2 separate regions of the Homo sapiens genome follow, and region 2 is linked to region 1. The links are chromatin loops, found by intact Hi-C in ENCODE. Cell type or tissue: GM12878. All regions are shown on one strand. Links, peaks and the distances in the headings refer to the core of each region. The heading gives the core; the rest is flanking DNA.

Region 1 (15,683 bases), core at 3,023-11,022:
CACTTAAAGAGAAAATGCTACTTAGGCTTTTGAAATATTGATCACTAGCCAGAGTGCTGGGAAGCATTAAGAGAACCACAGCCTAAACATACTGATTTGGTTTGAAACAGCTAAGTGTGTGCGTGTGTGTGTGTGTGTGTGTGTGTGTGTGTGTGTGTGTGTGTATGTACCCACATCTTTACTAGCAGGGAAAACAAAGCGGCAGTAGGATACATGAGAAAATAACAGCAGAGCTACCCTTTGGGGAGAGAATATAGGAATACAGAGATTAAGGAGGTTTATGAGGAGGAATACACAAAACAGCGTTTCATCCTAAGATGACAGCTACAGAACTTTTTTCTTTGATCTCTTAACCACAGGGACCCACACACATGGGTCCCCTGAAAACCACAGCAGGTTGTGAGAACAGCTGAGAAGGCAAAGAAGACAGCAAGAACCTTCCATCCTTGACCAGCACAACTGCCTGGAAGTCTCTGGAAAGACACTGAGAGGTTTCAAGGCTGGCCCAGTGTTTCTTAAACCACCTGGAGATTGTATTAAAAAGCAGGTTCAGATCCAGCAGGTCTGGGGTGACGTCTGAGATTCTGCATTTCTCCCAGGCTCCCAGGAAACGCACACGTTGCACATCCTTAGGCCATAGCAAGGCTCTAGGGTGGCGCTGTCCAACATGGTAGCCTCTTGCCACATGGGATTAGTTACATGAAGACTAAAGGAAACTAAAAATGCAATTCCATGGGCACACTGGGTGCATCTCAGGTGCTCAACAAGCCACATGTGGCTAGTGACTACACAGCGGACAGCATAGACACAGAGTACTTCCACCACTGCAGAAAGTTCTGCTGAGCTATGCTATTCTTCGGGCTCCTGCTCCCATGCCCATGCCAACACACATGCACCACCACCACCACCATCACTACCACCACCACGACCACCACCACCACCACCATCACCAACACCAACACCAACACCACCAACACCAACACCACCACCACGACCACCACCACCACCACCACCACCACCACCACCACCACCACCACCACTACCACCACCGCCACCACCACCATCACCACCACCATTATCACCACACAGGTCTAACCTCTAACTCTGCACTGTATCATGTCAGAGACCCAGAGACTGAGGCTACTGGGGCCCTTTCTTCTTCTTCCCTATCTCATGCAAGAGTAAGAGGTGAAACAGTTCTAAATGGAGGGTGGAGAACCACCCTCTTTGTTAAAGGGAAACATCACAGGAAGGGAAAGGAGTTGTAAACAGATACATTTATTGAACTATCTCTGTACAGAGGACATGACTTGTGGTGATCTCATTGAATAGACACTACCCATTGTGGGTGGTAGACACTACTGGCCCAGTTTTACAGATCAGTGAACAGAGAACAGAAGAGGTGACACTGCAGGCCCTGACATCACAGAGCTAGTGAAGTGGCAGGTATAGAACTGCACAAGATGTGTGTGAGTCCCAAGATGATGCTCTGCCCCTGGGGGCTCAATGAACTGAGCTGGGCATTACCTGTGCCTCTTGGGGACCAAGCCTAGCCCCTGTCCTGTCAAGTAAGATAGCATGGCTGCACTCTCAACACAGGTCTGGCGTCTCCCAACACTGAAAACAGCTCCATCTAAGACATTAATCATGGGGAATTATTAGAGACAGAGGCACAGAGAACTTTTAATCCAGAAAACACTTTTACCGGTGATGAAAGAACACTTTTATCAATGATGTAAAGCAAAACTATTGTATCTCATGCGTTCTCATTCAACAAACGTTTACTCAACAGCTACCAAGCGCCAGGCACTGTGTGGGCTCTGGAGCTAAGTAAAGAACAAACCTACCATGTCCCTGCCCTCCCAGAGCACACACCTTCTTTTATAGGTGCTGTCAAAGAAAATAGCTTTCCTAAGGCAGAAGCCTTTACATATTCTATCTATACCCAATTCCAACTCTCTGGATGCTTAAGAAAATATTAAACATGAGGAATGAATAAGACACAAGTATATTTTCAACCCCAGGAACTGTACAGAATTTTAATTTTGCTTCATGTGCTGCTTTGAGAAGGACAATGATCAAATCAAACTCTTCTTGAATCAAAAGCATCCCTTCACCAAGGCTACTTTAATACTCGGCAGAATCCACAATCCTCTGGCTGCCCGGGAAGTCATCAAGAGTGGTGCACACACTCACAGGCGCACTGGACTTTAGTCAAAAGTAATGAATTTTGTGATAGAAAATTGATCTCTCCTGTTCCCATAAAGCAGGCTCTGTCGAGAGAGCAAACAAACAGGGCTGTAATAATTAATTGAAAAGAAAGAGTCTAATTAAATTTTTATATTAGTGTACATAATGGCCAGAAATAGTAAACATTGCTGTCAAAAAAAAAGAATCAGAGCTGTAAAACCACTAAAAGCTCTATGACTCTTCAGACAACCAGCAACCACTTACCACTATTCAATGCAAACACAGCTTCATCTTATTTTCTAGCCCATGGTAAGTGGCATAAAGTAGGAAGAATAGAGAACCATGAAATATTTAGCCACTACAACTCGGTACAATTCAACAACTATTTATTGAGTGCTTCCCGTGCCTGACATTGTGATCCATCTATCCCGCCAACATTTCCCGGGTACGTAATATGCACACACACACATGCTCACACACGCACCACCCAACCCAGCTGTGGGGTCTTTGCTGGTGATTAGATGCAATCATTGGCTCCAAGAGATGAGTCCAATTCTGAAAGAGAAAAAGCACATGTACACATAGGACCACAACATGAGGCCATAATTGCCAAGTATCATCTAGGTGGTCCGGGAAACTTATTATGACATGCAGTGAGAGATCATATAATGTTTCCTTAGAAAAGGTGAGATTTATATACAAAGCAACTGAAATATGAAGAAGTACACTAAGGAGAGAAGAATGCTCCAAATATTTATCTACCATTATTATATGATGTGCTTAACGACTACAGATCTTATCCCTGACTGGGTGCCCCTTGCTAGGAGCTTGGCTGCTGCCATCTTTGGGGTTACCAGCCCTGGAATGCTGAGGATGGTGCTTACAGAATTTAAAAGTGACAAGTATGCGACAAGGTTTAAACTGGGCAGGAAACTGACCTACAGCTTCAAGAGCAAAAGGAATGGATAATTTTAACCTAATGGATTTATACAAATCCACAAGTGGACAGAAGGATAATGGTAAAAGGCACCTCTACCCGCCAAAAGCCCTATGAAAGTTGATGAGGCTATTTACAGATGGTATCTTTCTTCTGGAACTTCAGGGCAAGACATCTGTTTAGTCTTTCAGACTACTAGTTTACCCCTCAGATGGGGCCTCAAAGTGTTGCTAGGCTTCTGACCATACCAGAGTTGCCCAAGTCTCCCCAAAGGCACAAATGAGCAGGGAAGCCACTTTAAAAACTTACAATAAATCCTCCTCACAAAGGCTGGCTAATCTCGAAGTTTCCAGTCTTTAAACATTATAATAAGCAGAGGCTACCAGAATCAGAAGGAACGTTAGAGATGATCTAGCCCAACCACCTCATTTTATAAACCTAGGGAGGGAAGTCCATTAAGATGAAGTGACTCAGGTTTACAGGAATTAGCACACAGCTAATCAGGGCCAGTGTCAACACTAAAAACCCAGGTTTTCAGACTCCCAAATAGCATTCTCCCAGACCACAGGCTAATGCCTTCCAAAATGTCACCACTGTGTTTCAGTACTTCAATACTTGGGAAGAGCTTCAAAACAGCCAGGATCGTTAAACTACAGCACTTTTGTACAGATGACCGAAAGCAAGTCTCATGTTACATTAGATTTGTTTACAAGTCCATCTTTCTAACTGGAGGTGTACGCTCTGATGACAGGAAACCTGGCTCAGTCATCAAGGATCCCAAGTAACCCGCACAAAGCATGGCACACAGGAGTTCCAGCAGCCCTAGATGAATGGGCGAAGAGACATTCCCACCAGCAGCCCTGGATGAATGGGCAAAGAGACATTCCCAACAGCAGCCCTGGATGAATGGGGGAAGAGACATTCCCACCAGCAGCCCTGGATGAATGGGTGAAGAGACATTCCCAACAGCAGCCCTGGGTGAATGGGTAAAGAGACATTCCCAACAGCAGCCCTGGTTGAATGGGTGAAGAGACATTCCCAACAGCAGCCCTGGGTGAATGGTTAAAGAGACATTCCCAACAGCAGCCCTGGATGAATGGGGGAAGAGACATTCCCACCAGCAGCACTGGATGAATAGGAGAAGAGACATTCCCACCAGCAGCACTGGATGAATAGGAGAAGAGACATTCCCACCAGCAGCACTAGATGAATGGGCAAAGACACATTCCCACTAGCACAGCCTCAAAGGGAAACGGAGGCTTGGCTTTTTGGAGGATGGCCCTTAGGAATCCATCTGGGGCTCCAGAACAGGTAATTACATCACAGATAATTCCATGATCTCAAATAACTGACACCACGACAAGGGTAGAGCTTGACAGGTGATAACAAGATAAAGAGCAGGTACCATCCTCCATTTAGATGTGGAAGAGAAAGATATAAGACGTGCAATGAAATAAGCTGCCTATGTCATTCAGCCATGGGACTGGCACAGAAGGAAAAGAGGACAAGTAGTACTCAGAGGCCACGGATGCAGGCCTCCTCCATCTCAGCTTACCTGCTCCTGTGCTCAGCTTATAACCATGCAAGGCCTCGGCCTGCCATCTGGGAAATACAGCAAAGTAGATGATATAAGAGAGGCCACCGACCCTCACCACTGTGCAATTCTTCGGCAGCTGGACCACACCAGAAATCATGTTGCCCAAGATATAGCACCCCTCACGGAACCAAGCCTAGTACATGGGTAACAGATTCATTCTGACATAGATAGTAGGTGTTAATTTTTCCCAGGCTGTGATGCTTACACACCCTTTAATACTAATAAAGCAGGAATCAAACCAAAACCCCAAGCTCTTTTTCATTATTATTTCCAGAATATCCATGGAAAAAGTCCTCAACATTTAAAACTCGGAACATAGCAGAAGGGATTTGGGGTGTGCCAGTGGTCCTCAACTGGGGTTGGTTTTGCTCCCCAGGGAACATCTGGCAATATCTGCAGACGTTTTCCATCACCACAACTTGGTGGTGGGTGGGGGTGCTACTGGTACCTGGTGGGTAGAGGCCAAGGATGTTTCCAGACATCCTACAAGGCACAGGACAGCCTCTCACAATAAACAATTCTCTGGCCCCTGCCGGACGCGGTGGCTCAAGCCTGTAATCCCAGCACTTTGGGAGGCCGAGGCGGGCGGATCACAAGGTCAGGAGTTCGAGACCATCCTGCCTAACATGGTGAAACCCTGTCTCTACTAAAAATACAAAACAAATTAGCCGGGTGTGGTGGCGGGCACCTGTCCCAGCTACTAGGGAGGATGAGGCAGGAGAATGCTGTGAACCCGGGAGGCGGAGCTTGCAGTGAGCCGAGATCGTGCCACTGCACTCCAGCCTGGGCGACAGAGCGAGACTCAGTCTCAAAAAAAAAAAAAAAAAAAAAAAAAAAAAAAAGAATTATCTGGCCCCAAATGTCAATAGTACCAAGGCGGAAAAACCCTGGGTGGACCTAAAACTCACAGACTATGCTAACGGTTTCAAGATCATTATCATGATGTGTGCCAGCCATCCCTGCTCCCCCGCCATTTGTGGTAAAGTTCAATGTAACATAAAAATAAACTATTTTCTTAGCTCCCAGTAAGCCCAGTTAACTATTTTCACTGGTGGAGTTAGAGAGACATCCTCCAGGTTTCCTTTAATGCTGCTGCTGACTTGAGGGCTGCAGAGATTCTGACAGGGTGGCTGGAAGCACAAACCTGTTTGTCAATAACAGTGGAGGGGCTAGAAGCACAGGGGTGCCTGCCAGGTAGTAAGAAATCTCCAATGCCCTCAAATAGAGCCAGCGGTAGACTCCTATCTGCCACAGCTTGTACGGGCAGAAATTGCCCTGCACTGGGAGTATCAAAAATCTTAAGTCAGCTACAAGAAAGAAACAGACATCCCGCTTCTGCTACCCAGCTGCCCCTGACCTCATTTCTGGCTCACCCCGAGTCTTCTGACTCTCATATCCAAACATGTGAAGCAAGAGTACAGAATGGAGCCAGCGTGAATCACTGTAACTTGTGGGTAGGAGCATGTCGCTTGAATTGCCATTTGCAGGGAGCCTGGAGGTCTTGCAAAGAAAGAGGGAAGAGTAAAGAGAGAAAAGGCTATTTGTTTATGGGTTAAGGCTAAAGACCAACTGATGAAAGGGGTGAGACCAAAAGAAAAACCATAAACGATGTTTTTCCTTGGCATTCCAAAAGCAAATTGTGGGTTTATCCAAATGCTGCAATTGGAAAAATCAGAGCTATTAGCACATGAAAGGTCATTGGCTAAGCATCACTCGCTGCTGTAAAATGCATCACCTGTGGAAATGCCAGCAGTCATCACCTGCCAGGGATTCCAGAATCAAGGCCACACTTGGCCACAGTCGGTTCCATGGATTCCTAAGGCCAGGGAGCCTGTCCTGTTTGCCTCAGAATCCTCAGGACCTGGGCCCACCAAGGGGTAGGCTGAAGGAATAAACGGCTGCTGGAATGTGAAATGAGGTCTGTCTACAAGAAATGCTACGTTGTTCTGTTTCCTCTTCTTCTTTTGCGCCTAGATTCATTTTGGAATGTGTGATAAAATACACAAAATATGAAATTTGCCACTTAAACAATTTTTTAGGTGTACATACAGTTCAGTGGCATTTGGTGTATTCACACTGTTGTGCAACCATCCCTACTATTTATTTCCAGAACTTCTTCATCATCCCAAACTCTGTACACATTAAATACTAACTCCCCATTCCCACCTTCCCCCAGGCCCTGGTAACCACTAATCCACTTTCTGTCTCTATGTTATTTGTCTATTCTAGGAAAACTTCATATAAGTGGAATCATATGATATTTGTCCTTTTGTATCTGGCTTTTTTCACTCTGCATAATGTTCAAAGTTCATCTATGTTGTGGCCTGTGTCAGAATTTCATTCTTTTCCAAGGCTGAGTAATATTCCATTGTCTGTACAAGACACGTTTTGTTCATCCACCACCTGCTGATGGACGTTTGCGTTGTTTCCCTGAGTGTTGCTTTTTAAACAGGATGGTCTATGGATTTAGCAAAAGCAGTGGTGAAGGGGACTGAGGATGAAGAACAGACTCAGACTCAATCTGTTACTAACTCCCCGTGTGATCTTAGGACCACATGGGTCTCCTCTGTGTTTTCAGTTGTAAAATTGAGGAACTGAATCAGACCAGTCTTCTCCAGCGTATTTTTGGCCACCATTTATAGTAACAAATAGGCTTCATTCTGACTGAGTTCACACAAATATACCATACATAACTGAAACAAAGGTTTCACAAAATAATAGCCTCCTCTGTGCAATGCACTCTGGTATTTCTTATTCTACTGTATTATTTTTTGTAAAACAAAAAGATAGTTGTAACCCCTACATTGATTTCATAACCCATTACGGAGTGGTAATCTTTATTTTAGATTACTTGTTCCCAAATTGGTGTTCCTTGGAATATGTTGATCAGTGTGCTGTGATTTTTTTAATGTCTGTTTGATAAAATGTAGGAAATATCTTAATTTTGGCTTACTACAAAGAAGTTATAATGAGCTGCGTTTCCCAAACTTATTGACCACGGGCAACTTCATGTATACTCAAAACTAAAGTCCTAACAACCCCAGGAAGCTGTTCATGTGGTGTCCCACCTAAGGACTCTAAACTGGGTGATTTTAGGTTCTTTTCTGCTGCAATATTCTATGATTAAGACACTAATTCTCAACATGTATTTTCTGTTGAACAGCGCAGAGAGGGGCAGACACCCTGCACAGTTAACTATGACTCACTAAGTCAATGATTTTAAATACCATATCCAGCTCTCCAGGGTCAGGAAAATTATATACATATATTTTAATAACAGACTTCATCTTTTAAGAGAAATTTTAAGCTCACAACAAAAGTGAGCAAAAAGTACAGTCAGTTCCCATATACCCTTACCCCCATCCCCGGTCTCCATGGCCTCTCCCACCATCAACACCCTATATAATTTTCTTAATGTCCCTCTTGTGATTCTGATGCTTCACTCCTTGTCCCTTAATGCTGGTCTAAAGACTTTGTTAAAACGAAATTTTCCAGACAAAAATCCACTCAAGATGGATTAAAACTTTAATTCAATGTTAAGACTTGAAACTGTTAAACTAGAAGAAAACAAAGGGGGAAAACTCCATGACATTGGTCTTGGCGATGATTTTTTGGATACGACACCAAAAGTACAGGCACAAAAGCAAACATAAGTGGGACTACATCAAACTAAAAAGTTTTTTGTACAGCAAAGGAAATAGTCTACAAAATGAAAAAGGCAACCTACAGGACGGAGAAAATACTTGCAAAGCACATATCCAATAAAGAGTTAATATCCACAATAGAAAGGCACTCATACAACTCAACAGCAAAACAAAACAAAACAAAAAACTAAACAAATCCCACAAATAACCCAGTTTAAAAATGGGTAAAGAACCTGAATAAACATTTTTCTAAAGAAGACACACAAATATCCAGCAGGTATATGAAAAGGTGCTCAACATCACTAATCATCAGGGAAATGCAAATAAAGCCACAATGAGATACCACCTCACATCTGTAAGAATGGCTACTATCAGAAAGACTGTCTGTACTGGTGAGGACATGGAGAAAAGGAAACTCTAATACCTTGTTGGTGGAAATGTAATTTGGTTCAGCACCAGGCCGGGCTCGGTGGCTCACGCCTGTAATCCCAGCACTTGGGAAGCCGAGGCAGGTGGATCACGAGGTCAGGAGTTCAAGACCAGCCTGGCCAAGATGGTGAAACCCCGTCTCTAATAAAAATACAAAAAAAAATTAGCAGGCACCTGTAATCCCAGCTACTCGGGAGGCTGAGGCAGGAGAATCACTTGAACTCAGAGGGCAGAGGTTGCAGTGAGCCAAGATCGCGCCACTGCACTCCAGCCTGGGTGAGAGAGCGAGACTCCGTCTCAAAAGAAAAAAAAAAAAGGCTCAGCACCTATTACGAAGAACAGTATGGAGGTTCCTTAGAGTATTAAAAACAGAACAGCTGGGTGTGGTGGCTCATGCCTGTAATCCCAGCACTTGCAGATCACCTGAGGTCAGAAGCTCGAGACCAGCCTGGCCAACATGGTGAAACCACATCTCTACTAAAAATACAAAACAATTAGCCAGGCATGGTGGCGCCTGCCTGTAATCCCAGCTAACTGGGAGGCTGAGGCATGAGAATCGCTTGACAGAGGTTGCAGTGAGCCGAGATGGCGCCAACTGCACTCCAGCCTGGGTGAACACAGAGAGACTATTAAAAAAAAAAAAAAAAAAAAAAAAAAACAGAACCCCCATAAGATCCAGCAATTCCACTTCTGGGTATATATCCAAAGGAAATAAAGTCACTATTTCAAAGAGATACTATATCTGCATGGCACTCTCAATTTCATTGCAGCATTATTCACAATAGCCAAAATATGGAAACAACCAAAGTGTCCACTGACAGATAAATTAATGAAGAAAATGTGGTGTGTATATATATATATATATATATATATATATATATATATATATATGTATATAAATGTGGTATACACACACACACACACACACACAAAGGAATATTACTTGACCTTAGAAAAGAAGGAAATCCTGCCATTTTTGACAGCATGGATGGACCTAGAGGACATCATGCTACATGAAACAAGCCAGACACAGAAACACAAATAGCACATGATCTCACTTATATATGGAATTTTAAAAAGGCAAACTCACAGAAACAGAGAATAGAAGGGTGGTTACCAGGGGTTGGGGTTGGGGAGTGAGGCGGGCTGGGGGAAACGAGATGATGTTGGTCAAAGGGTAAAAACTTGCAGTTATAAAATGAGTAAGTTGGCTGGATGTGGTGGCTCACGCCTGTAATCCCAGCACTTTGGGAGGATGAGGCAGGTGGATCACCTGAGGTCAGGAGTTTGAGACCAGCCTGGCCAACATGGCAAAACCCTGTCTCTACTAAAAATACAAAAATTAGCCAAGTGTGGTGGTGCACACCTGTAGTCTCAGCTATTCGAGAGGCTGGAGCAGGAGAATGGCTTGAACCTGGGAGGTGGAGATTGCAGTGAGCCAAGATCATGCCACTGCACTCCAGCCTGGGTGAGAGAACAAGACTTCATCAAACATAAAATAAAATAAAATAAAATAAAAGCCCTAGAGACCTAATTTACAGCACAGAGACTACAGTTAATAATACTGTATTTTATACTTTAAATTTGCTAATAAAAGAGTAGATTTGTTTTGTTTTGTTTTGTTCTTTGTTTGTTTTGTTTTGAGACAGAATCTTGCTCCTTGTTTTGAGACAGAATCTTGCTCCGTCACCCAGGCTGGAGTGCAATGGTGCGATCTCAGCTCACTGCAACCTCCGCCTCGCAGGTTCAAGCAATTCCCTGCCTCAGCCGCCCCAGTAGCTGGGATTACAGGCGTGCACCACCACACCCAGCTAATTTTTGTATTTTTAGTAGAGATGGGGTTTCACCATCTTGGCCAGGCTGGTCTTGAACTCCTGACCCCATGATCTGCCCGCCTCAGCCTCCCCAAGTGCTGGGATTACAGACCTGAAAAAGAGTAGAACTTAACTATTTTCATATCACACACACACACACACACACACACACACACACACACACACACACAAATGGTAACTATATGAGGTAATAGATATGTTAAACTGTGGTAATCATTTTACAATGTGTGTATCACAACATCACACTGTACGCCTTAAATATCCACAATTTTTATTCATCAATTATATTTCAATAAAGCTGGGGGCACAGAAGGACCAAAAACCCCCAAGTTTTCCAAGACTAATTGTAAAACAACTCAGTGGTCCAGCACATTACTTTCAGTTGAGTCTCTCAAACTGAGTGTCATTCCTACACCTGCTTAGATTACTGAAAACATCCTCACATGTAGCGTTTGGCCACAAGTGGTCTATTGAACTTGGCACAGCCAAAATGACCAACAGTGCTCATCATTCCTACGATCTAAGTCTTGCCTCAGCAAATATGCTATTTACAGACACTATTTTGATAATTATTTAGAGCTTAATTTTTATACACTTGGGTCAACCAGAAATCAGCCAGGCATTTTTGGAAGAATCTTCACTGCTTGTTCCTTAACAAAATAAAATTAACCCTGTGTCTTTAATCCATTTTATGACTTCAATATCAAATAAAAGGATGCTAATTATATCTATTCATTTTTATTTCACAAATATTTACTGTGTACAATATTAGAGATTCAGGACGGTGGTTAGAGAGATTTTCATTTTTAAAGAATGTTAACAAAATATGTTGCTCTAACAACAATAATTTTTTTTAAAAAAACTAAATTCAAAAGATGGTGAGAGTCCTTGTCAGTTCTCCCTACAGACATATCAAAAACAAATACATATAAGAAATGATTAGAAAGATAGCTGAAGTATAGACATTTATTCCCAAAATGACTGAGAGTTTAAGAGGAACAAAACAAGAGGAAACCCTCATTTGCTCTAAGAAGAATTCATGGGCAAGAAAGCTTTATAATATGGTGAGGTTTGACTCTCTTTTTTTCTTATTAAACAAACGTATAAATAATCCCTAAAATATTGTGTGATTCTCCCCACCCTACATTCGCTTTTCGATTTTGTCTAAAACAGAAGTGATCCTTACACACACACACACACACACACACACACACACACATTCATAATCCTTAGTCACCCCTTCCCCATTCTCCTAACGGTGCCTCCATCCATCCATCCATCCATCCATCCATCCATTCATCCATCCACACAGAATCCTCTCTGCTTCCTCCCCACGCCTCCCCCATCAATTTCCATGGCTCTCCCTCTAATTGTCATTGTTTCCTCACCATTGCCAGTTTCCAATGGCAGGAACTCTCACCTCCCATCTCTCTTACTCTCACTATGCTACAAACCCTAAATTCCTTTTTAACAAGTGATATGTCATTCTTCCTTTCCAAAGCTCATCGAAGAATGTTTCTGCAGAAGACAGTGACCACAAGGTGGCAAATTACCTTGAGAAGAACTCAGGCTATGGGGTCAGAACAGTCAGATGAGGCCGGCTCAGGTCCCAGCTCAGCCATCTGCAAGCTGTGTGACCTGCTCTTTATAGGCACGTGATAGCCTCTCACATGCTGTCTGTATACCAAGTCTGACACACAGTAGGTGCCCAATAAATGCTTGGTTTTCTGCCTCTCAATCAAAATCCAGAATGGTTTGGAGTCCAAAGCAGATGGAATAAAATAAATTTAAAATTCTTTACAGTCCTATAGTGCTAAACAGCTTACTTTCATAGTTCATTTCTTAGAAGCCTAGAATATCGGATGGAAATAGATTTTTGTTTTACTCTACATCAAAGAGTTGTATTAGAGAAATTCAGGTTGGTTTTCCTATAACTTTAACTTCAACAACTCTGATGATGGAACATGCCACATCTAAGGGGTGAGGGTAAGAAAGGGTGGTGTTAGAAAGAGGGAACTTCAAAGGGCTTTAATAAGAATAAAATTCCATTGGAGTCACCGTATGTCCAATCCTTCCTTTCTCAAGAACAATCCATTAAAAATCAGGGAGGGGGAGGTGCCCAAGAGAGGGGTCCTTAGGTAGTCAGGCCATGGTATGCCGCCAGAATGCCTCCAGAAAAATCAGGACCTCTGGCACCACAGATTTGTGAGTTCTGCACACAGATTTGGTAGTACAAAGAATTGCGATCTTCCTCTTTTAGCAGGTAGAGAAGGATAGCATTTGGGTGACTTTCTTCCTATGGGATCAAAGTGCGACAGGGAGATTTCCTGGGAGAGAAAAGCAAGATTGGGAGCTGGGAGGAGCCGGGCTTTGTTCTCATCAAAGAAGAAAAGAATGTAGGGGAAAAAAACTAATGAGTGACTGCCAAGAGATTTAAACACGGATTATGTATCTGGTAGAGAAAGAACACAATTGAGTGTTTGGGCTGGCCTGGGGTGAAAACTTTTCCCATTATGACTGGGGCAGGGAGAGCTCCGGCGCCTTACCTTTCAAGTGCCAGTTCCGCAGAAATGTACAGAGGAGCAGAGGGAGGCTTCTTTTCAAAGGAATAATGAACAAGACAAAGCTGGAGCAATTCCTGGCCTGCACCACCGTCAGCACATTTGCATTCTCTTTTCTTTTCTTTTTTTTTTTTGAGACGGAGTCTTGCTCTGTCACCAGGCTAGAGTGCAGTGGCACAATCTCAGCTCACTGCAACCTCTGCCTCCTAGGTTCAAGCAATTCTCCTGCCTCAGCCTCCTGAGTAGCTGGAATTACAGGCACGTGTCACCAAGCCCAGCTAATTTTTGTATTTTTAGTAGGGATGGGGTTTCACCATGTTGGCCAGGCTGGTCTTGAACTCCTGACCTCAGGTGATCTGCCTGCCTCAGCCTCCCAAAGTGCTGGGGTTACAGGCGTGAGCCACCGTGCCCAGCCACATTTACATTTTCTACAGCAGCTGCAAAAAAGTTTCCTCCTGTGACAATATTTGGTGCCTTGGAGTCAACAGCCTGGAATTTATAACCTTTCTATCCCTGGGCAGCCTGTCTTAGGCTTGAAGAATGACCAGGTCCAAACAGTCTGGCCTCGTGCATACCCAGAGGGACACTCGGACCTTGGCAGACAGATGGGGAAGTAGATGGAAGGTCAGAAACACCAACACTGCAAAATTGCTAAATTGTCTTTCATAGAGTCCAGCTTCTCCCTCCCCCTCCAAACATCTGGACTTGTGACTGTAAAGGGGAGGAGGGTAGCCAATGATTTCTGGCATCCCAGAGCAACTAAAGGAAAATATTTTTCACTACTCTTATAATCTATGCTATGCATTCTAAGAGAAATCATTGATAAATAATATATTTTGAATAACACCTACATGTGAAGTTTATAGCACCAGGAGAACTTGCAAACAGTCCTGGTTTTCACAGATCTTAAATCTAGGGGAAAGCACAGAACATAAAGTATAAAAAGATTCCTCACAATACAAAACCATATATATAAGGGCCAAACTGGTATGCAGCCGGCTGGGCGCGGTGGCTCACGCCTGTAATCCCAGCACTTTGGGAGGCCGAAGTGGGTAGATCATCTGAGGTCAGGAGTGCAAGACCAGCCTGGCCAACATGGTGAAACCTCGTCTCTACTAAAAATACAGAAATTAGTCAGGTGTGGTGATGGGTGCCTGTAATCCCAGCTACTCGGAGGCTGAGGGAGAAGAATCACTTGAACCTGGGGGTGGGCAGGGAGGCATGGAGGAGGCTGCAGTGAGCCAAGATCATACCACTTCACTCCAGCCTGGGTGAAAGGGCAAAACTCTGTCTCAAAGAAAAAAAATATTTGGTATGCAGCATTTGCAGAAACAAGACTGCACAATTATTAAAAGACAGTGGCAATGGTGAGGAAGGAGAAATCAAATTCAATGACTTTCCCTGGGCCAGGCACAAGGGCTAGGCATTTGGTACATCATTTTACTTAATTTAATCCCTAAAGCACTCGTTTAAGACAAGTATTCTTTTTGTTGGTTTGTTTTTGAGACAGAGTTTCACTCTTGTTACCCAGGCTGGAGTGCAACGGTGCGATCTCGGCTCACTGCAACCTCTGCCTCCTGGGTGAGTTGCTGGGATTACAGGTGCCTGCCACCATACCCAGCTAATTTTTGTTCTTTTTAGGAGAGACGAGGTTTTGCCACGTTGGCCAGGCTGGTCTCAAACCCCTGACCTCAGGTGATCTGCCCGCCTCGGCCTCCCAAAGTGCTGAGATTACAGGTGTGAGCCACCACGCCCAGCCTAAGACAAGTATTCTTATGCCACAATGAGTAACAAAACAGAGGCTCAGGGACCAGAGGCTTCAGGTAACATGTCCAAGGTCACACAGCTAGTGAGTGGCCCAGGGAGGCTCTAACCTGAGCCTCTTTCTAGACCTAACTAAGATCTGCTCTGAGCCTGCTGCGACATTGGCCAACCTGCAGGAGCTGGGAGGAAGCATGGAGACCCTCCAGTCCCCGTCTGCACCAGGGCAAGCGTGTGGTTCTCTCGGATCCTGCTCCTTCCAATGCTGGGGAGGCAGAAGGACCTCTCTGGGGCACTAAAGCTCATGGGAGACAGGCCCAGGACAGAGTTTCTGACTCCTGCTCTACTGCGGGCAGGATCGGGCAGGCGGGGAAGCCAGAGTCACGCTTTGAGAGCTTCAGACTGTGGGATCTTTTTCATTTCTCTGCTTCCTCACTGTTTCCTCGGACTGGCCTCCTCCTCCTGAGGGTGACAGAGCCGCTGTGCCCATCTGCAGCACCAATTCGGGGCCACTCCCCTGCAAATGCAGGTGAAGCTAAGCCTGGGCTGGAGGCCTGGGGGCTGGTGAATGCACCAAAGCCAGGCCAGAACCCCCACCTCCCACGCGGGACTCTGCTGGGAAGCTTGAAATGCAGGGAAATCTCTTGATGTGTTTCTCATCAGTAGAAAAGAATAGGAGGGTTTGGGGGTGGGGGGCAATTTCCAGTTCAGAAGAATCCTAAGATAAGA
Region 2 (15,683 bases), core at 2,662-10,661, 53 kb after region 1:
TGCTATTCTTGCAACTTTTCTGCATGTTTGAATTTTCTCACAGTAAAAAATAAGAAGGGAAAAGAAAGAAGCAGAAGATAAATGACCATCTGTAAAACCTTATTGCAGAGAGAACCTGCCCTCTACCCATCTCCACAGGTGTTACAAAATGAACTGCACAACTCGTATGTTGAAACCAATTCACGTGTTGAAGCCCTGGCCCCGAGTACCTCAGAATGTGGCTCTATTTTAACACAGGGTCTTAAACAAGTAATTGGGAAAATGAAGTCATTAGGGTGACCCCTAATCCACTATGACTGGTGTCCTTCTAAGAAGAGGTTTGGACACAGACATACACAGAGAAGACCATGTGGAAGACATGTGGGGAAGGCGGCCGTCTGCAAGCCAAGAAGAGAGGCCTGCAAGAAACCAACCCTGCTGACACCTTGATCTTGGACTTCCAACATCCAGAACTGTGAGAAAATAAATTCCTTTTATTAAGCCAACCAGGCTGTGGTACTTTGTTATGTCTGCACTAGCACAGTAACATCATGATAGGGAAGATTTCCAGCAAAAGGAGAAAGATGGTTCCCCTAATCCAAAAGGAAGAACAGCTTTTGCTACCTTGTGCATATTATCCATTCATTGATACAGAAAATCAAGAGCTCCCAGGATAGTACGTGAGTGTGCATGTAGGGGGTGGGAGCTAAGATAGCTACTCAGGATGATGTCATGTCTGCACCATCAGCTGGGGAATACCCAGACATGCTGGAATCACAGGCTCTCTCTCGTGCACCCACAGGACTCCTTCTCTCAGAGCCAGACAGGTCTGGGGACAGCCCTTGCTGCCTGGATGATATCCTGGGAGAGATGCTTAAAACGCCCAAGTCTGCCTGCTGTAAGTGATCTGACATTGGATTTTTCATCGCTGAGCAGAAACGTTTCAAATATATATTAAAGTCATTTCTCCTTGACATAAAAGAAACATTCTCAGGCTTATCATGATAAGAGGGGACAATTTAAATATTTCTTTAACTGTGTGCATTTTCTCCCTTTTGGAACAAAAAAAATGCAAATAAAAACTAGGAAGAAAGGAGAAAGGCAGGGAAAATGAGGTCACATTGAATCTCTTTTTGCACTTTTTTTTTTTTTTTTTGAGACAGAGTCTCACGCTCTGCAGCCCAAGCTGGAGTGAGTGGTGCAACCTCAGCTCACTGCAACCTCTGCCTCCCAGGTTCAAGTGATTCTCCTGCCTTAGCCTCCCGAGTACCTGGGATTACAGGCACACACCACCACGTCCAGCTAATTTTTGTATTTTTAGTAGAGACAGGGTTTCACCATGTTGGGCAGGCTGGTCTCAATCCCTGGACCTCAAGTGATCCACCTGCCTTGGCCTCCCAAAGGGGTGGGATTACATGCATGAGCCACTGTGCCTGGCTCACACATTTCTTGAATCATGCCCAGGTTATGAGAATAGAGGGTCAGGGCCAGAATCTTGGAATATGAGTTCTAGAAAGGGTTTTCGTGATACCCTGGCTGGCTTTCTTCACTTGGCATTTAAGGAAACTAAACTCAGACGGGAAGAGCTTGCCCAAGAGCATGCAGCTACTGGTCTGGCTGTGTCTCCTCGGTGCCAGCCATGCAGGCCTCTCCCCATCTGACCTTCACTCGGGGACCTTCCCTGGCTGTGCTGAAACCCATGGCTTCATGAGTTGTGCTGAGCCCTCCCCAGTCGACAGTGGTGAAGATCGAAAGATTTTGCTGGATTCTAGACCGTGGTTTCTCAATCTCAGCCCTATTGGTATTTGCGGCCGGGTAATTCTTTGCTGTGTGGGAGCTGTCCTGTGTATTGTAGGACACTGAGCAGCATCAATGGCCTCTACCTACTGGATGCAGTAGACCGCTCCCCCGACAATCTCACAACCAACTCCAGACCTTGGCAAGTGTGCCCTGGGGAGCAAAATCACCTTCAGTTAAGAACCACTGCTCCAGAGCATGAAGAACTACTCAGCTTTGGCAGAAAGGGAATCCCAAAATATAAGCTCAATTCATTTTATTTTATTTTGTTTTGTTTTATTTTTATTTTTCATTATTATTATTGAGATGAGTTTCGCTCTTTCGCCCAGGCTGGAGTGAAGTGGCACAATCTCAGCTCACTGCAACCTCCGCCCTCCCTCCCCACCACCAGGTTCAAGGGATTCTCCTGCCTCAGCCTCCCGAGTAGCTGGGATTATAGGTGCCCACCACCATGTCTAGCTAATTTTTTTATTTTTAGTAGGGACAGAGTTTCACCACATTGGCCAGGCTGGTCTCAAACTCCTGACCTCAAGTGATCCACCTGCCTCAGCCTCCCAAAGTGCTAGGGTGACAGGCGTGAGCCACTGTGCCTGGCCAAGCTCAATTCAAACGCAGAATAACAGTACCTTTTCCCATACCACTGACTTCACTACTTGCAGATGACTAAGGTCTGTTCCTTGTTAAAGTCTGATATGATTTAGCTGCGTCCCCATCCAAATCTCATCTGGAATTGTAGTTCCCATAATTCCCACATGTCGGGGGAGGGACCCGGGGGGAAGTAATTGAATCATAGGGGCACGTACTGTTCTGTGATAGTGAATATGTCTCACAAGATCTGACAGTTTTATAAATGGGAGTTCCCCTGCACAAGTTCTCTCTTTGCCAGCCACCATGTAAGACATGCCTTTGCTCCTCATTCATCTTCTGCCATGATTGTGAGGCCACCCAAGCCACGCAGAATTGTGAGTCCATTAAACCTCTTTCCTTTATAAATTACCCAGTCTCAGGTATGTCTTTATTTGCAGTGTGAGAATGTACTAACACAAAGTCCTATTTCACAGGGATACCAAAGGACTTTAGTCAAGCCTAAACTCCTCAATCATGTTAACATCAAACAGCAGTCAAGCTTCCTGAGAAGAACATTTTGCACAACTCAGAAAGACCTCCATGTTGACCATGCAGTCCAGTGAGCCCGTACACCGTGCCCGTCTGTGCGCCCAGCATGAAGGCGACTGGAACCACACCCCTTATAAGTCGTATCAGCAATCACCTGCTTCTCACTCAGCATGCTGAGGCCACGCACCAGGGTGCCCACAACCCCGTCCTATAAAGAGCGGAGGCAATGACACTGTCAGCCTCACAGACCATGGGCAGTTTTCTAAGTCACATTTAGAATCACTACTGAAGATGCTTCCCCTGTGGACAAGGGGCAAAACCAGTCCTGAGATGCCCAGAGCTCTACATGTTAAGACTCAAATCAGGCCAGGTGTGGTCAGGCCAGGCGTGGTGGCTCATGCCTATAATCCCAGCATTTTGGGAGGCTGAGGCGGATGGATCACTTGAGGTCAAGGTTTCAAAACCAGCCTCACCAACATGATGAAACCCCATCTCCACTAAAAATACAAAAAGTAGCCAGGTGTGGTGGCGTGTGCCCATAATCCCAGCTACTCAGGAGGCTGAGGCACGAGAATCACCTGAACCCAGGAAGCAGCGATTGCAGTGAGCCAAGATCATGCCATTGCACTCCAGCCTGGGCAACAGAGTGAGACTCCCTCCGTCTCAAAAAAAAAAAAAAAAAAAAAAAAGACTCAAATCAAACTCAGCAAACACAGGAGAAAAGCCTCCTTCTAAGATAAATCACCACAAAGGTAACAGTCATCTTCAGATATTATTGACAAATAGCAATAATAATTGTCTACTGTGGACTATGTACTCCCAGGATTCCTTGGGTGACTCACAGGATACCTCGAACCCCGAGGCCTACAAAATCACACAGATGATAGGTTTGTTTTTAATTTTATAACTAAAGCCTTTCCAACATCTGGTGACATAACCATAAGAGCCCTCTCCAACTAATTCTAACATTGCCCGACATCCTGGCCATGTAAAGTGTGCTGCCAAGTCTGGCTAGGCCCTGCACCTGCAGCCCAAAAAAAGCCTCAAAAAGCAAAAAAAAAAAAAAAAAAAAAAGGTTTGCTTAAGTGAAGGTACAGGCCAAGTGTGCTGGCTCCCACCTGTAATCCCAACACTTAGGGAGGCAGAGGTAGGAACATCACCTGAGCCCAGCAGTTTGAGAACAGACTGTGCAACATAGAAGACCCCATCTCTATGAAAAAATTAAAAAAATTAGCCAGGTGTGATGGTGCGCACCTGTGGTCCCAGCTACTCAGGAGGCTGAGATGGGAGGATCTCTGGAGTCCAGGAGTTCAAGGCTGCACTGAGCTGTGATCATGCCACTATACTCCAGCCTGGGCAACAGAGAAGGAGGGGAGGGGAGGGGAAGGGAAGGGGAAAGGGAGGGACGGAGGGAGGGGCGGCAATGCCCCAGGCCCTTTGCTTGATCCTCTCAACTACTCCTAAGCTTGACCTGGTGTGTCTGCAGCCCACACATCTGCCTGTCAATTGATTATCCTCTCTAGATGACCCTTTGGCCCCTTGAGTCCATCATGGCCAGACCACAACCCATTCATCACCTTGCCCCACTGCTTGTCAGACCAAATCCATTCTCCTCCCTATTCCCCTCGCCTCTAAGCAGACTTAAACCTAGATTCTTACTTCCCTTCCTTGTCTGCCTACCCTATGACCCCCACAGCTATCATCAGAGCCTGTGGGTTCTACCTCTGTGACAGTAGGTCTGGTGTCACCAAGTGTACACCTTGCTGCCAACCTAATTCCATCCTTCATTATAACCCGGCTGGACCGCTGACCCATCACTCTACTTCATTATACTTCAAATCCCACTCCCACACTCCATGCCTCTCCGTGCTCCAAGCCTTCAAATGTTCCCCAGTAGAGACACAAAACACCCTCACTTCCAAGCCTGAAAGTCAAGCCCTTCCCAACATGGCACCTTCCTATCTTTCTGGCCTTCTCTTATGCCAACCCATCTCTGTTCCCTCATGTTCTCCACTTCTACAAGTTTTCTCTCCAAATGCATCTATACTCATCTGCATTGGCTCAAGCCACTGTCCCTACCCCACCCACAAATGCCCTTTCAGGTGGGGCAGGAAGCACGTGGGTTTGGGAATAGGAAGGATCTGAGTTCAGATTCTGTTCTGCTCCTTCCTAGCTGTGTCACCTGTGATCGGTTACCTAATTGCCTCTCTGACCCTCAGTTTCCTCATCCATAAAATGGAACAATCATTGCCACTTTACAGAGTGTTGAGCTCTTTAGATAACATATGAAACCGCTTGGCAAAGAGGGGATGGTGTTTGAGGCACAGAAAACACAGACAAAAGCTTGGAGGTCTCCTTGATGATGACATGTACGTGAAAGGGACGGTGAAGAAACTCCCCAGCTGGAGGAAGTGCCCTCCTGGGTCCAAGACGGGAGAAGCAGTAGCAGGAGGCTCCCCAGCAGGGATCCACCCAACACCATTCCCTCGATACTCTATTGCTCAGAACACTCAAGCAGTTTTGTGTTTGGAGCACAGTTTTGGGTGGTGTTTTTTTTTTTTTTTTTTTTTTTTTCCTTTTTTGGCTAGAGTCAGTACCATCTGTGAATTACACTGCGGTAGCCAGGTTTTTTGATAATTTGAATAAGACCTCAGGGAGTCTGAACTAAACATATGTCCCTCAAAAATATAAAGTAATTCATATGCTTTCATCTATTAATTGGGAAAATGAGCTTTTATCAATGTCTAAATGTTCACGAACAGGCAGAGAAATGTCAGGTTCTACCACATGTGACACGGCAAAAAAGACATCTTCCAATGCATGAGGCTTCTCCAGGCAGACATGAAGAGGGACACACTAGCCTGATAGAGCAGGCAAAATGACGACAAAAATCAGAGGTGAGTGTATTGCACCAAATTAGGTTGGTGCAAAAATAATTGCAGTTTTTGCCATTACTTTCAATAGTTTCCCAGAGCTGCCATCACAAATTAACACAAACTTGGTGGCTTAAATCAACAGAAATTCTCTCACAGACCAGAAGTGTGAAATCAAGGAGCCGACAGGACCTGGGGAACATCCTTCCTTGCCTCCTCCTGGCTTCTGGCGGCCCCCGGCCGATCTTGGCACTCCCTGGCTCACCCCTGCATTGGTCCAGTCTCTTCCTGTGTCATCTTCCCCACGTATCTGTTTCCTTTCCTCTCCTCTCCTCTCCTCGTAAGGGACGCTAGTCAATGACTTCAGAGCCCACTCAAATCCATTCTGACCTCATCTTAACCAATTACATCTGCAAAAACCCTATTTTTATTTTTATGTATTCATTTTTTTTTTTGAGAAGAGTCTTGCTCTGTCGCCCAGGGTGGAGTGCAATGGTGCGATCTCAGCTGACTGCAAACTCTGCCTCCCAGGTTCAAGCAATTTTTGTGCCTCGGCCTCCCGAGTAGCTGGAATTACAGGTGCCCACCACCATGCCCAGCTAAAAAAAAAATGCTATTTTAAAATAATTAGGTCACTAAATAAGACTCCAGGTGGACATGAATTTGGTGGGGGGGGACATTTCAGCCCACTACAGTGATAACAGAGAACATCAGGGGATATGCTACAATCATTAGAGCTGAAAGAACCTCAAAGGTAACCTTTTCCACAGATGTTAAACAGACTTCTTCTCTGATGCCAGCCCCAAGGGACTGGTGGTGGCTTCTGAGAATGGTGCTCACAGAAGCAGCTGAGGATGACAGCTGTGGCCAGCGATGGATGGCTGCCCTGGGCGTGGCATGTGGGAGAGGAGATCAACTCCTCACCTCTGCGCCCACCAGCCTGCTTCACTGTGCTCACTTTGCAGATATAGAAACTAAGCCTGTGAAATGCTGAAGTGATAGTTCTACTTAGTGGAAGAATCAGGACCAGAACCCAAGTCTCCTGAGTCTGCATCTGACAACCAGCTCTTCTAATACGTACCAGGAACATACAATTCTGAGTCACAGACAAGCTACTTACTATGGGCAGACACTAAAAAACAACTAATGACTTTCATTCATATAACATGGTTTCATCCACTTGGAAAACTGTTTTTGTAATCTAGATTAAAAAAAACTTCCTTTCTTCAACAAACATCAGCCCCACACCTACCACAATACCAGGAATGAGTCCTAGGAATACCTCATCTAGTTGTAAAAATATATATATAAAGCAATACAGAGATGCAGAGATAAAAATAAGCCCTGTCTTATGGTTCCACTGAGAAGAGGGACATGACCCAGCCTGAGCAGGGAGAATCATGGCAGACTTCTTGGAGGCGATGATGGCTGTCAAAGTCTACAGGATGAACAGGCCTTAGCTAGGGGCAGAGAAGGATAAGGTCATGACTAATGGCAGGAACAACAGCCTTGATGGCTCTCTGAACTGGAGCTAAGGTTGCTGTACGTGTTGTAAATTACATGGTTTTATATCCCATGGAGAAACAGCCTTACAATGAAATCTTTTTATAAACTTGCACCTGGAGATTATGTCTCTCCCCTAAGTCGGCATCTTACCAGGGAAGGAGAATTATGGAATCTGCCGAGTTTCCATTTTTGCCTTGGCTGTCAGGCACTCAATCACAACAAATATATTAGGTCAAGAATTTGGAATATTTGCTTTCCCCTCTCTCTACTGCATTTGTCTATTTTCAATTTTTACCTTAGCGACCTGATTGTGACCTATATGTCTTATGGCAAGCCCTATGAAAAGGAAGTGGGGTATAAATTATAAATGTGCCAATAAAGAATACTGGCTAATACCTACATAAACATGCTAATAAAGAATATTGGCCAATATCTATAGAGAGGGTCCGGGAGGTCTAAAATCTATAACCCTATCACCTTGAGCCTAAGTTAAGATGCCACATGGCCCATCTTTTTCAAAAGTCCAAACCCATCAACTTCAGAGAGGAAAAGGCTTAATTAATTATAGGTAAAGCCATCCGTGTCCTGAGGCAGATGAGACCAATTTCTCTCTGAATAACAAAAGCTGAGGCAAACATTTAAAAAAAAAAAAAAAAAAAAAAGGAGGGCTGGGTGCCATGGTTCACGCCTGTAATCCCAGCAGTTTGGGAGGCAGAGGCAGATGGATCACCTGAGGTCGGGAGTTCAAGGCCAGCCTGACCAACATGGAGAAACCCTGTCTCTACTAAAAATACAAAATTAGCCAGGCATGGTGGCACATGCCTGTAATCCCAGCTACCTGGGAGGCTGAGGCAGGAGAATTGCTTGAACCCAGGACGCGGAGGCTGTGGTGAGCCAAGATCATGCCATTGCATTCCAGCCTGGGCAACAAAAGTGAAACTCTGTCTCAAAAAACAAGGAGTTGGCTAACGTTCTCTCAGGCCTCTTACTGTGAGTGTACATGAGAGGGAGAAAAAAGCAAAAGAGGAGAACAAGATGAGAACTACTTACGTAACTGAGGTGTCAAGATACTGGCTGAAGGCCATCCTCACAAAGACTCACTTCTACTCACTGAGAGAATAAAAGAATTGCAGATTCAGACTCACAACGGTTCTACTCTCCAACAACTGAAAACTTGATCTCTCTTTGCTTTTGTCAACTCAGCAAGTTTATGGGTAGGTTTGACACGCAAATGCCTTCGCTGACAGCAAACAGCTCAGAGGATGCACACGGGGGAGCTCGGGAGGGTGGGTGAAAATTTCACTCTTTCTCCAGATGTAGGAGGAGCTAAGTGTTTGGGGAAAATTAACCAACCAAAAATTATTTTTTAATTGCTTCCTGTGCACAGAGCACTTGCTAAGTGCCACCAGAAATGAAATATAAGGCAACTCCCCTGACATCGAGGAGTGTGTCATCTGCTCTCTAGTGAAAGCAGGAGCACTGGAGTCAGGGACACACATGTGGTCTCCCATCTGTCAAGGTCGTCCACGGACAGCCGCAGAGGCCTGCCCTGCACAACTGCAGGAGGTGCCATTTCACAGGGCTGCAACGTGAAGTCATAGTTCTAATCCTGGCACTACTAGGCTAGGGGAACTTAGCAAGTAACTTAACCAACTTCTAAAGTGGTTTTGAGAATTGAGAGATTAGACAGGTCAGGTTAAGTAAGATAGTGCCCAACACCTAACAAGGGCTCAATCAATGCCAGCTCAACAAATCATCATCTAATTAGAGCCAAAGCACACTCTATTAGTCAGCTCAGACTACCAGAACAAAATACCACAGACTGCGTGGCTCATACAACAGAAGTTACTTTTTCACAGTTCTGGAGTCTGGGAAGTCCAAGGTCAAAGTGCCAGCAGCTTCAGTTCCTGGTAAGGACTCTCTTCGTGAGAAGACGGCTGCCTTCTCACTGTGTGCTCATGGGGACTGCCCTTGGTGTGCGTGCATGAATAGAGTGATCTCTCTTCCTCCTCTTATAAGGCCACCAATCCAATCAGATTAGGACCCCATCCGTATGGTCTCAACCTTAATTAGCTCCACATTGAGGGTTTGCGCTTCAACATATAAATTGGGGGGTGCCAGGCATGGTGGCTCACGCCTGTAATCCCAGCACTTTGGGAGGCCGAGGCAGGTGGATCACTTGAGGTCAGGAGTTCAAGACCAGCCTGGCCAACATGGTGAAACCCCATCTCTACTAAAAATACAAAAAATTAGCCAGATGTGGTGGTGTACCTGTAGTCTCAGCTACTCGGGAGGCTGAGGCACAAGAATCACTTGAACCCAGAAGGCGAAGGTTGCAGTAAGCCGAGATCGTGCCACTGCACTTTAGCTTGGGAGACAGAGCAAAATTCTGTCTCAATCAATCAATCAATCAATCAATAAACAAACCAACCAATTAGGGGGGAGACACAATTCAATCTATAGCACCAACATGAAGGAAATGACCGTCAGTATAATATTTACTGAGTGTGTACTATATTCCAGGAGTTGTATTATCATTATTTAATCTTTAAACAGCCATGTGAGAAAGGCATTATCCTCTCATATCAGAGATGAGAACGTAAAGCTCATTAACAGTAATTACCTTGCTGAAGGACACACAGCTAGCAAGTCGTAAAACAAAGATTCAGCCCTAGGTCTCTCTGACTCCAACTTCCACCCTCCTGAAACTCATCTGCTCTGCTCCTTATTTCATTAGATGACAGACTTTATTATAAAGTTTATTATAAACTACATAGACAGACTATAACTGCCAAGGGCCAGAGAGAGAGAGAGATTAATAAGATCAGGAGTAGATTCCATTAAGGAAATGGGCTTTAAACGGAGCCCTTAGGACAGAGTTGGTCTGGGGTATACAGAAAGAAGAGGGAGGAGGAGCAGGTAAAGCCAGCATGAACCATGTGCACCATGCAAGGTGAATTCTGCAGGGCAGGGCAGGCACCCACCTGCGTCTAGCAGCGGCACACTACAGAGAAGCAACATGAAATAAGGTGGCTAAATGGGGCTGGGCACAGTGGCTCATGCCTGTAATCCCAGCACTTGGGGCAGCCCAGGTGGGTGGATCACCTGCGGTCACAAGTTCAAGACCAGCCTAGCCAACATGATGAAACTCTGTCTCTACTAAAAATACAAAAATTAGCCTAGGCGTGGTGGCGTGCACCTGTAGTCCCAGCTCCTTGGGAGGCTGAGGCAGGAGAATCGCTTGAACCCAGGAGGTGGAGGTTGCAGTGAGCCGAGATTGCGACATTGCACTCCAGCCTGGGCAACAGAACAAGATTCCGTCTTGGAGGGAAGATAGCCTAAATGGGCGAACACACACTCCATGGGGCCTGGAAAGTCAGGGAGGAGATGAGAACTCACTTCCATGGATGGCAGCAATCACTGAGGCCATCTGAGCAAAGGATACAGTAATGACAGTGCCCAGGCTACCAGGACAGAGCCTGGAGACAGTGAACGCTGCACCTGCAACTCAGGGATGGAAGAGTGGGGCCGCTGCAAGCAGGGTGTGGGATGCTGCTGGGTGTGGGCCACAGGGCCCAAGAGCTTGGCTCTGCCCTTATCAAGTTATCAGGGTCAGCGCCTAGGAAGCCAGGAGAATGAATGCGCCATTGACTTACTCAGCAGAACCTCTGGAGCCCCCTGCACACAGCGCTGTCCCAAGCACTGGGTTAGACTGACTGTGAAGCTTACATTTAGAGGAGACACGTGATGAACAAGTCACAGATAAATGTGTAAATGCACCTGGAGCTAAGTGTTGCCAGGAAGGCGAGCAGGAGGGCTCAGAGAAGACCTCTCTGAAGGGGTGTCATTAAAGCTGGACCCTGATAAATAAGGTGCCAGCTTGATGAGAAGCAGGAAAATCAAGAAGAAGATGCATGAGAGAGGCCAAGAGAAAAGCCCTTGAGCAGGGAAGACATGATGAAACTGGATGGATCACAGACACCAGGGGTGGGAGACGAGGCTGCTACCAGTGGCTCAACAGCACCAGCAGAGCACAGGCCCCGCACTGTGACACCAGGCAGAGTTCAGCAAGGGATCCCAGAAAACCAAAGTCGGGTGATCCAGAAACAGAAAACTGGGCCATCTGAGGCTCTGGGAAGAGAACTCAGAGATTCAGGAAATACTACAAGGGCTGATTTTGGAGACTGGGTGACTGGGTGCTTGCTCTTGTGAAAAGGAAATGCTGATCCAGGCAGACTCCAGCAGGGAGAGCTGCAGCCTGAGGGGAACTTACAGGCCCGTTTGGGAGGAATTTGTCTTTATGGACAATTCCTCTTTTTTCCCATCTCTGATTCTTTCCTGCAAACGAATTTGGAAGTAAAATGTATGAAAGTGAAAAAAACTTACATGTTACAATGTGCATCTCTTAGGTATAAAGAACTATTCCCTTTTTTAGAGTACTTAAAACAAAAAAAAAAGAAAGATTATAAAATCTCTAAATATACCTAATGTCTCAGACTCAAGCATCCACAATTACTTCACAGCATTTCATGAACACCCTTTCATTCTATCCTTTCCCTTCACAGCGGTAGATCCCACAAGCGCCCAATCAAGACCAAAGATTCACGCCAATTGATTTCCCTCTTTCTCAATTGATGTGTTTAGGAGAATTACGCTCTTTCTAACTCCTATTATTAACCTTTTTAATTTGTCACTTTCATTTTAATAAAACAAGGGCAAAGCACATAAACAATTCAAATGATTGCACAAATAAACCGTGCTATAAAGACAAAGACGGAAAAACTGGTGAAATTGATCTGCTGGCTGGCAGGCCACGGTGGGATGGCTAGAAATAGTCACTTGTTGATGTGTAGGTGGCCAAATTCACCATACAAAGGGTAGCTTGGGGGCATCAATATACGATCTTAGCAAATCCACCAGTCATCTCACAGAAATGACCCTACCGGGTCAGAGGTGACTCCTGTCCTTTGGCCCACAGCAGAGGGCTGGACTCAAGGAACAATAAGGCTCTTTACAACTACAAAATGTCATAAAATAAATCCTTGTTTTTCACTTTTATAAACAAAAAAAAAAATTCTGGCCAGGCACAGTGGCTCACACCTGCTATCCCAGCACTTTGGGAGGCCGAGGTGGGCAGATCACATGCACTCAGGAGTTCGAGACCAGCCTGGGCAACACAGTGAGACCTCATCTTTACAAAAATAATAATAATAATAATTAGCCAGGCATAGTGACACAAGCCTGTAGTCCTAGCTATTTGGGAGGCTGAGGTGGGAGGATTGCTTGAGCCTGGGACGTTGAGGCTGCTGTGAGCCAAGGTCATGCCACTGCACTCCAGCTAAAATGACAGAGTGAGACTCCCTTTAAAAAAAAAAAAAATATGCACTGGGCATGTTTTCAGCCATATGTTTCAATAGATCTCTCTCGTTCTCTTTCTCTCTCTCTCTCTCTCTCTATATATATATAAATATTATCTATATAATTTTATATGTATAAATAATATAATTTAATACATATAATTTTTTAAGTAAGGAAAACTATTACTTTAAGAAAATGATAAAGCAGTGAAATCCACTAATGTATTTTTCAATCAGGAGACTATGTTCAGGGATTTTCTCTAAGCTGCTTTTTAAAAAAAAAAAAAAAAAAAGGAAATCTCAACACAGAGCTGACAATTAGCTTTTTCTTCAAACTGACGAGCAGTATCATTTAGTAGTGGCTACTACAAAATTCTTATTATTGAATGTGCCTTTATTCTAGGGGGGAAAGCCTAGCAAAATAAAACAGCAGGTATTACAGAAAATAAAAATGGCCCAAGGAAGCTCCAAAGTAATTGAATCTACTCGTATGACCAAAATCTCCAGAAACCCTTCCAGAGAGTCCCTTGCCCTCCCCTGCAGATGCTGTAAGAGGTGCCTCGGTTGAAGTTCTGAGGGTGAGAGCTGCCCCCGCAGCTTGCAGGACTAAGACCCTCTCTAAGGCCAAGTTCAGACTTACACTTAGTCCAGTTTCTCCCACAGTTCCTGTACTTATTATTTAGGAAAGAGGGTCACTGAGAGAAGCCCAAAGCCTCAGAACAGATGAGTCGAAGACAGGGTAGGCAGACAGTGTCTCGAGAAACTCCTTTCTCCAGTTGCTAAGGTTAACGGTAGATCCAGCCCACCACAGTCCAGAGGTGAAGAGGACCGGCATACAGAAAACTGTCTTTCCTTATTTATGTGTGGTCTTCCGAGGCCAATTACAGAGGGTGAAAACTTTGTAAGAGAAAATCACCTTGAACCCAAGGAACAGTCCAAATGCCCATCACCAGCCCCAGACTGACCTTGGTTTTCAAGGGCGGTAAGTGAATCCTCCTCCTCGAAAAACAGACTGTGTTAAAGGGCACGACTGTGTCTCAGAAATAAAATACGGTTACATTGGGCAAATGGAGGACACCTGACAAAAGTGCCTTCAGATGTTTAGTAAAACCAAGGTCATACAAACACTGAGTCATCGTGAACAAAGCAGCCAGTACGTTCATATTTCCAAAGACAGGCATCCCGTCCCTCTGCCTCTGTACCAAGAATTCAGCCAACTTGGGCATTCACAGTTGTGCAAACCGAGTCTTATTATTTCATGGTTCAACCAAAAGGATCTGCTGCAGAAGAACACGCTCCCCCAAACAAAGGCTGCTTCTTCCCAGTTCAAGGTTTAACTAGGCCCTGAATAAGAAATGTTGGGCAGGTATTGCATCTTATTGTACCAATTCAAGCCTCAGCACCAAGTGCATGAAAAATAAGCGACAGTCCCCAAATACAGCCTGGTTGGTTGGTGCCACCGTGCTCTCTGCTTGCAGGCTATGTAGCTAATAAAACTGGAACCCTGGCCGGGCGCGGTGGCTCATGCCTGTAATCCTGGCACTTTGGGAGGCCGAGGTGGGTGGACTGCTTGAGCTCAGGATTTCAAGACCAACCTGGGCAACATGGCCAAACCCCATCTCTACTAAAATGTAAAAGAAATTAGCCAGGCATGGCGGCATGTGCCCATATTCCCAGCTACTCAGGAGGCTGAGGCGGGAGAATTGCTTGAACCCAGGAGGTGGAAGTTGCAGTGAGCTGAGATGGCACCACTGCAATCCAACCTGGAACCCTATAAACTCTTTCCATTTTGTTGTCAAGATCTGTGATCCCTTCATTCCCCATCAAAAAATGGAGAGGAAAAAAACCCAAACCATCTGCCCCCTAACTTTATGGCATTTCTTTAATGTGAACCCAGTTAGGTTTCAAATATGTTCCCATAGGCAGCATTAGGAGGGAGAGAAGTTCTAAGCCCAGGAGACCTGAGTTCTGGATCCAAATCTATCACCAGCCCCCACTGCGTGGCTGTGAGCACCTCTCTGGATCGTTCCCTCCTCTGTAAAAGGACACAATCCCACTGCATATTCCTAAGTACCTTCCATTAGGTTTTATTCCTGAAGTCTCTCAGTGTAGGCAGAAACTCATAACTCACTGCTACTTCTTTCTGTTGCTCTGTTCCCAGGGCTGCTGTAACCAAGTGCCACAAGCCGGATGGCCCCAACAATAGAAATGTATTTCCTCACTGTTCGGGAGGCTTGAAGCCTAAAATCCAGGTGTCAGCAGGGCTGGTCCCTTCTAGAAGCTGGGAGACAGAATCTGTTCTACGACCCTCTCTGGTGATGTCAGAATCCTTGCTGTTCCTAGGCTTGCAGAGCCATCACTCCAACCCCTGCCCTCACACTCACACGGTGCTCTCCCCTGCACATGTGTCTGTGTCTCGTCTTTTTTTTTTTTTTTTTTTTTGAGATGGAGTCTCATTCTGTCACCCGGGCTGGAGTACAGAGGTGCAATCTCAGCTCACTGCAACCTCCGACCCCCAGGTTCAAGCAATTCTCCTGCCGCAGCCTCCTGAATAGCTGGGATTACAGGTACAGACCACCACGCCCAGCTAATTTTTTTTTTTTTTTTTGAGACAGCATCTCGCTCTGTCGCCCAGGCTGGAGTGCAGCAGCATGATATCAGTTCAGTGCAACCTCCGCCCCCAAGGTTCAAGAGATTCTTCTGCCTCAGCCTCCCGAGTAGCTGGGACTACAGGCACGTACCACCACGCCCGGCTAATTTTTGTATTTTTAGTAGAAATGGGGTTTCACCATATTGGCCAGACTGGTCTCAAACTCCTGACCTCGTGATCCGCCCACTTCGGCCTCCCACAGTGCTGGGGTTACAGGCATGAGCCACCGTGCCCGGCTTAATTTTTGTATTTTTAGTAGAGATGGGGTTTCACCATGTTGGCCAGGCTGGTCTCGAACTCCTGACCTCAGGCAATCCACCCACCTCAGCCTCTCAAAATGCTGGGATTACAGGCATGAGCCACCCCACCTGGCCTCCTCTCTTCTTTTTATAAGAATGCCAGTTA

The links. A loop is a pair of places that touch in the nucleus more often than their neighbours do. Peaks named below come from ENCODE experiments on the same cell type or tissue, not always from the same donor. Only the 100,000 strongest peaks of a DNase experiment are listed, where the experiment ranks them.
Region 2: it touches region 1 in a loop (5-fold over the local background); 6 of 110 quality-filtered maps call a loop at or near these places.

What each region holds. Positions count from the first base shown.
Region 1 is chr14:89,324,322-89,340,004 of GRCh38, forward strand. All of the region lies in intron 3 of FOXN3 (forkhead box N3), which reads right to left. Among named protein-coding and RNA genes, the nearest start is that of FOXN3-AS3, 18 kb to the right of the region's middle. RefSeq lists enhancers at 5,794-6,043, 6,983-7,032, 15,032-15,301. In GM12878, for the core only: no CTCF peak of the experiment used is centred there; a DNase peak (open chromatin) is centred at 7,320; H3K4me3 peaks cover 468 bases; H3K27ac peaks cover 4,785 bases.
Region 2 is chr14:89,377,589-89,393,271 of GRCh38, forward strand. The region is part of intron 2 of FOXN3 (forkhead box N3); the gene reads right to left. Among named protein-coding and RNA genes, the nearest start is that of FOXN3, 32 kb to the right of the region's middle. RefSeq lists enhancers at 6,184-6,303, 6,364-6,533, 6,544-6,743, 8,415-8,484, 8,535-8,584 and 2 more. In GM12878, for the core only: a CTCF peak has its summit at 8,795; DNase peaks (open chromatin) are centred at 6,683, 8,682 and 8,993; H3K4me3 peaks cover 2,010 bases; H3K27ac peaks cover 4,282 bases.